Regions from separate parts of the Mus musculus genome. Here region 2 is linked to region 1. The links are chromatin loops, found by intact Hi-C in ENCODE. Cell type or tissue: heart. All regions are shown on one strand. Links, peaks and the distances in the headings refer to the core of each region. The heading gives the core; the rest is flanking DNA. Region 1 holds the start of Lsmem1 (leucine-rich single-pass membrane protein 1). Region 2 overlaps Scin (scinderin).

The links. Hi-C counts contacts between places; a loop is a spot of excess contacts. Peaks named below come from ENCODE experiments on the same cell type or tissue, not always from the same donor. Only the 100,000 strongest peaks of a DNase experiment are listed, where the experiment ranks them.
Region 2: it touches region 1 in a loop (8-fold over the local background); 3 of 42 quality-filtered maps call a loop at or near these places.

What each region holds. Positions count from the first base shown.
Region 1 is chr12:40,198,917-40,201,832 of GRCm38, forward strand. Lsmem1 (leucine-rich single-pass membrane protein 1) reads right to left here and starts at 399. Exons shown (of 4, transcript NM_001033437.2): 1 at 291-399. In heart, for the core only: a CTCF peak has its summit at 1,260 (motif pointing left); DNase peaks (open chromatin) are centred at 675 and 1,215; H3K4me3 peaks cover 909 bases; H3K27ac peaks cover 1,016 bases.
Region 2 is chr12:40,081,316-40,084,231 of GRCm38, forward strand. It overlaps Scin (scinderin), which reads right to left. Exons shown (of 16, transcript NM_001146196.1): 6 at 327-459. Among named protein-coding and RNA genes, the nearest start is that of Arl4aos, 45 kb to the left of the region's middle. In heart, for the core only: a CTCF peak has its summit at 1,334 (motif pointing right); no DNase peak of the experiment used is centred there.

The DNA of each region.
Region 1 (2,916 bases), core at 302-2,801:
CTGCAGGTATTGGTATCAAAGCAGAAAACCATATTGTATGCTACGAACTCAGAATTGTTTACCAATGAAGGCTGAACTCAAAGCTTAATACGATGCTTCCTTGAGTGAGCCACGGCCACGTATGAACGGCATTCCTGAGTTCATGCCTCCAAGTCAGGAGGTAATTTTAAAAATCAAGTCTACATCTTTTCTATGAGCAGTCGAAAAGCACAGAATACATGCAATCAAAACCCCAAGGACTCAAAAATCATCATTCGGTCTCAGTAAGAAATAGCATGCAAATTACTTACAAAGACGTGAGCCTCCAATGCTCGGTTTCCTAGAAAAGACAACTACTCAGGAACAACTACAGCCAAACTTTCTACCAGTTCTGTAGTTCGCTCTTAATCTTCCTGCTGCTCACAAGTGCTCCCCTGAGGCCCGTAAACCCAGCACATAATTGGTGGTCTATATTTAGTGTAAATGTAGCCAAGCGATAACAAGATTCCCTGCAGTGGCTTCCGCTCTCATGTCCGAGTTTAAGATACGAATTGGTGAAGCTTTGCTTTAAAACAACAGACCGGCAAGCCTGGATTCAGTTGGTAACTGATGTGGTTCATATGAAGCTCAAGTTGAAAGTCCTTACTCAGTGGAAGTGGCTGTATCGTCTGACAGCACATTTCCTAGCTAGCGCTTCTGCTGTGCTGTGCTCCTGTGTATAAATACCCTGCAGCAGGCAGGAGCTGCCACTGGGACATCTGGTGTGCAGAGACCTCAGTAAACAGGGAGGATAGCTGTGATAACACAACTAGCGGAGTGGCTGATGTGTTAGATTTCCATCCCTGTATCCAAAATAAGTCAGCTTTATACTAGCCCCCCCCCCCGCCCCCCGTTTCAGACCTCTGATCTAGGCTTGCAGAAATAGAAAACATGGTAACAGGTACAGCTGAAAGAAGAGGCTTGAGAGGAAAGGGCCAAAGACTTGTCTTCAACCAAGCCTCACACCTAAAGATCCACCATTCTCCAGCGGTTCCAGGCTGGTGACCATGCAAGCCTTCTACACTTTTCTTTAAGGAGACTTCAGAGATCTAAACTATAGCAGCAGGTCCGGGGACTCCTGGGCTTTCAATTAGCTTTACAAAAAGTGTCTGTGGGTGCAAAGATTGCACACTTCAGCATTCCATCCAAAATGGGCTTCAGAAGCGCACCTGCCTTTTGGAAATAGCAGCCTTGTTTCCTTTCCACAAGTGGCAGGCAGTTTCTGCCCTCTGGTGTACACAATAGGTACTACAGTGAGAGCTGGGGCCTGCAAGCTCCGGGTGCCAGATCACACACAGTTTGGATGAAAACAGACTTGCAGTTGTTTAAGATCTGCCTTCGCTCACAAGTGCCCGCTCATTCTATAGCTCTGTGTGTTCCAGCTTCTCTTACACGGTTCTTTAGGGACATTATTATACTGTCAGAGAACAGGAATCTCACATTTTTTGGTCTTCCCATAGCTTGAGAACCAAGAAGACCATGCACTTGATACCTTTATCATTAAGTGCTGTCACCTGTATTAAAACTAAGCTCAGAAAAAATGAAGATGTTCCCATCATCTAGTCATGCAGGTCAAAAACCAAAACTCTTCTAACTACCCAATCTGTCCCAAATCCCCTATCATCTCAGAAGTACTTGCTTCAGTTTTGATGGCTGTTTTCCCCTTCTTCTAACATTATAACCTCAAGTACTAGTCCTCCAGAGATGGGAAACAGCCTCCACTGCCAGGGAGGGTAAAGTGGCAGCGATGAGACAACCCCATGCATGTGTCCATCCATCAAACCTGTCTGAAGGCACCTGGCTTTACTTTGACTCGTAGACAACGACTTGACCAGAATATGACGGCTCTCTTAATACTGAAATGCTGCTTTTTGAATCAGTAGAAAACATGTCTAGGGCCTTACATTTCTTTCAAATGCCCCTCATGGTATCCAGTCAATTCCCAGCCATCATAGAGTTGAGTCTATTGTTTTGAAATTAATTCTTGTGCTACAGTAATTTGGCTGAGAATCAGTGGTTGGCTGGCTGGCACTACTTTCAACTCAATTCTTAAACATCAGGTTCTTAGCAATCGTTGCCAGCAGAAGTTACTCAATGAATTCTTAAGATTTCCATCTTTGTAATCTCAAGCATGGGTTAAGTGCTTATTTCTCATTCCTCAAACCCTAACTAAACAAAAAAAAAAAAAAAAAAAAAAAAAAAAGCATAGGAATATGCCACAAGATGGAAATAGGAATAAATACCAGAGTTCAAACAATGTGACTGTGGTGGGAAACTAAGATGCCTGGACTTGCGGGTATATGAACCAACTAATGCTGCTGAAGTAGGCTCCGAGCTGGGCTGGGACGGAAGAGTTAAGTATGGACTCAACCAAGGTAAGTCATTGTATGTGAGCCAGACAAGGTAGACCGTGACTGAAAATGTTAGAGAGACGACTCTAAGGAAGAAGACATTGCAAACATAAGGCCCAAAGTCATTTTAGCTCTAAGGAATGAAATCGAGTGTGTGAAAAACTTCCAGGTTACTCAGCCCACCAGGCATGCTATCTACCCAATTTTAAGCACAAAAGACAAAAACAAAATTATTTACATCTCAACATTTCATGAATCAGAAAAGCAAACCTCCCAAAATTGAATCGCCCAATGTTTAATTCTGAACTTGATGTTCTACACAGAAATACATAAATCAAACTTCCAGTTAAGACCTTAAACGATTGACGCTTTTTGTATTCATTCCTAAGAAACTCTGGTTAGTGTGAACTCTGACTTGAACATCAATCCAAAGGATAACTGGGATGTTTCACGAAGCCACTTGCACTCGTGGGCGAGAGAAACTAACCTGCATTGACTGATAAACAATGAACCAAATTGTATACATGTCTTTAGTTAGGAAAGAGTT
Region 2 (2,916 bases), core at 130-2,629, 120 kb before region 1:
CTCTGTGTAGCCCTGGCTGTCCTAGCACTCACTTTGTAGACCAGGTTTGCCCCAAACTCAGAAATCCACCTGCCTCTGTCTCCCAAGTGCTGGGATTAAAGGCGTGCGCCATGACCCACCACCGCCCTGCTTCAAATGCTTTCCTTAGCTCCCTAACCCTTGCTGAATGGTTCCAAACATTCGCCTACCAGCTGCACCAGCTGAGAGACTTACAAACCATTTCTCAGGAGAGATGCTTTTCTTTAAAATCAGGATGTTTTCTTTCACCTCCTAGGAAGAGAACATCAGATCTGAAATACCTCAACCATAGAAATGGCATCTCTTACCTTTCCATACAAAAATTTGTTTTGCAGCACCATGGTCCAAAATGAAGCATTCTTCAGAAAGCAACATTCCCATGGAGAACGGGTTTTCTTCAGCCACCAGTGTTACTTTCATGGACCCACTTGCATCTGAAACCTAACAGAAAAGACTTGAACTCCATGATTTCATTTTGGGAAGAATCACTCTAAAATTGCGTTACAGTGTTAGTTACACACTCTGCAGATGTAGGGAGACTATGCTTCGAGAACATGAGCCTCACAGAGTTTATATAGCAGAGCTGATTCAAGACAGAGGCAAAGCATCCCTGGGCCCAATTGCACCCCAAGCACTTTTGTAGAAAGATCTTTAAAGGCAGAAAACTGCTAATGGAAGGTTAAACTTTGACACTGTCTGTAATACATCAGAAAATCATGGTTATAATCGTACTGTGTAAGGGCTATCACAATGCTACTGTTTACTAAATTCTTTGAGTTCTTTATTCCATAATCATTTATTTTAAAATTTAGAGCAAACTTTTCAAGCAGGTGACAATCCTACACTCCTTATATGCACACAAAAGGCTGAGTGTAAGTTTGTTTAACTTCAGTCACTGGGTCCTTATCAAACGGCAGTCAGTACCCTGGAGAAAGCGTCTGTACAGTGTAGCTAATGGCTGCAAATAGTTTTCAATCTAAGTCCAGAAATTTAGCTCTATGTTGATCGACTATCAAGGTCAATTGTTTTCCGTCACAATGGAGATGGAGCTTTTAAGGAAATTTTGAAGGTGGTCATACAAAGTTGAAGGTGATTTTTATGCACCATCTCAATGCACTGGTTTCCAAAGGTCAGCTTGTGGGTTGCCAGCGGATCAGCTGCTTATTTGTTAAATATGAAGGTTCCAGACCCAACTCCAATCAGTAGCCCAGTTTTGCATCAACAAGGGAAGTTTGCACTCTATATATTCAGAAAGTGCCCACAGTGATTTGGCTTTCCAATCTTATTGGCCCCACATTGTACACTATACTACATCTCCACTAGAGGGAGCTGTGGTTTAAGATTAATATTTCCCTATGTTAAACTATTTCTTTCATACATAATGCTGTCCGAGAGAGAAAAGAGGTTTGATTGATTGTGGGGAATAAGTGACATTTGTTAGACTGTAAAGAGTAATGAAACCACACTATTTAGTTAACAATCTCTGGGAGAATTGTGTTAAAATTATCAGTATTTAGCAGATATGATAATCACATTTTCCTTTATCACCTAAGAAGAAAAGAAGCCACGTCATCATTATAAAAAGGAAGTTAATGTTACACAAATTAATAATCTATCTTCATTCAGAGCAATGAACTTGGTTCCTGAAAGGAGCCAGGTGTGGTGGTGCATGCCTTTAATCCTGGCACTCAGGAGGCAGTCAGGAAACTCTCTAAGTTCAAAGTCACTCTGGCCTGCGTAGTGAGTGTCAGGATATCCAGGACGACATAGACCATAGAGAAACCCTGTCTCAAAAGAAGAAGAGGCGGAGGAGGAGGAGGAGGAGGAGAAGGAGGAGGAGGAGGAGGAGGAGGAGGAGGAGGAGGAGGAGGAGGAGGAGGAGGAAGAGAAGGAGGGGAAGGGGGAGGAGAAAGAGGAAAAGGAGAAGGAAGTTCCCTAAAAGCCACCAAGTACAGTTTCTTCCTGTTGAAAAGAAGAAAGTCACTAAGTTGTTCAGGTAGATACTATCTGCTCCAAATCACTTCCTTAGAAAGTTGTAAGAGAAAGAGAAAGACATTTGGAGACTCTTGCCTTCAGTTTCCTCTGCTGTGTTGTGTGACTTTTGTTGCTTTCATGAGAGTAAATTCAAAATTCTGTCGCTGGAAGAAACTTGAATAATCACCTTGAATAAAACCACTTCCTCCCGTGTCTTTCCATACCTTCTTCCCTCCCTTTCAGAAAACAACGCCTCAGAGAAATGCACCATACCCAGTCATTCACAGCAGGAGCCACTGGGCGCTAGGTCAGCCAGCACCTGACCCAAGGCTGGCTCTACCCTGTTTCCTTCAAGCTGACTGATTTGAGAGTTCACCTTCCTGGAACAAAGAAAGCCCTTTTTGCACTAAAAGGATATTCTAAGGAAGATGAAGATTTTACAATCTTACCAAGAATTTATAAGAAAAAGCCCACAAAATGTTTTATTCCACAAAGGAAACGTTTTTATCAGGTGTACTATATCAAAATATAACAAACAGTAACTTTGTTTTTGTTTTTGCTTGATTTTTGGGGGGGGGGGGTTTGGTTTGTTGTTTTGTTTTGTTTTGTTTTTGTTTTTTGGGTTTTTTGGTTTTTTTGTTTTTGTTTTTTTTTTTGTTTTTTGGTTTTTTTCAAGACAGGGTTTCTCTGTATAGCCCTGGCTGTCCTGGAACTTACTTTTTAGACCAGGCTGGCCTTGAACTCAGAAATCCACCTGCCTCTACCTCCCAAGTGCTAGGATTAAAGGCCACCACCGCCCGGCAACAGTAACTTTGTAATCATTAATGAAAAGAATGAAAAGTTACAGACATGATTATTTTAATACATACATGTGAAAACTCACCTGCACATTTCTCTACAAGGGCAAGGAGAGCTCCCTCCTAC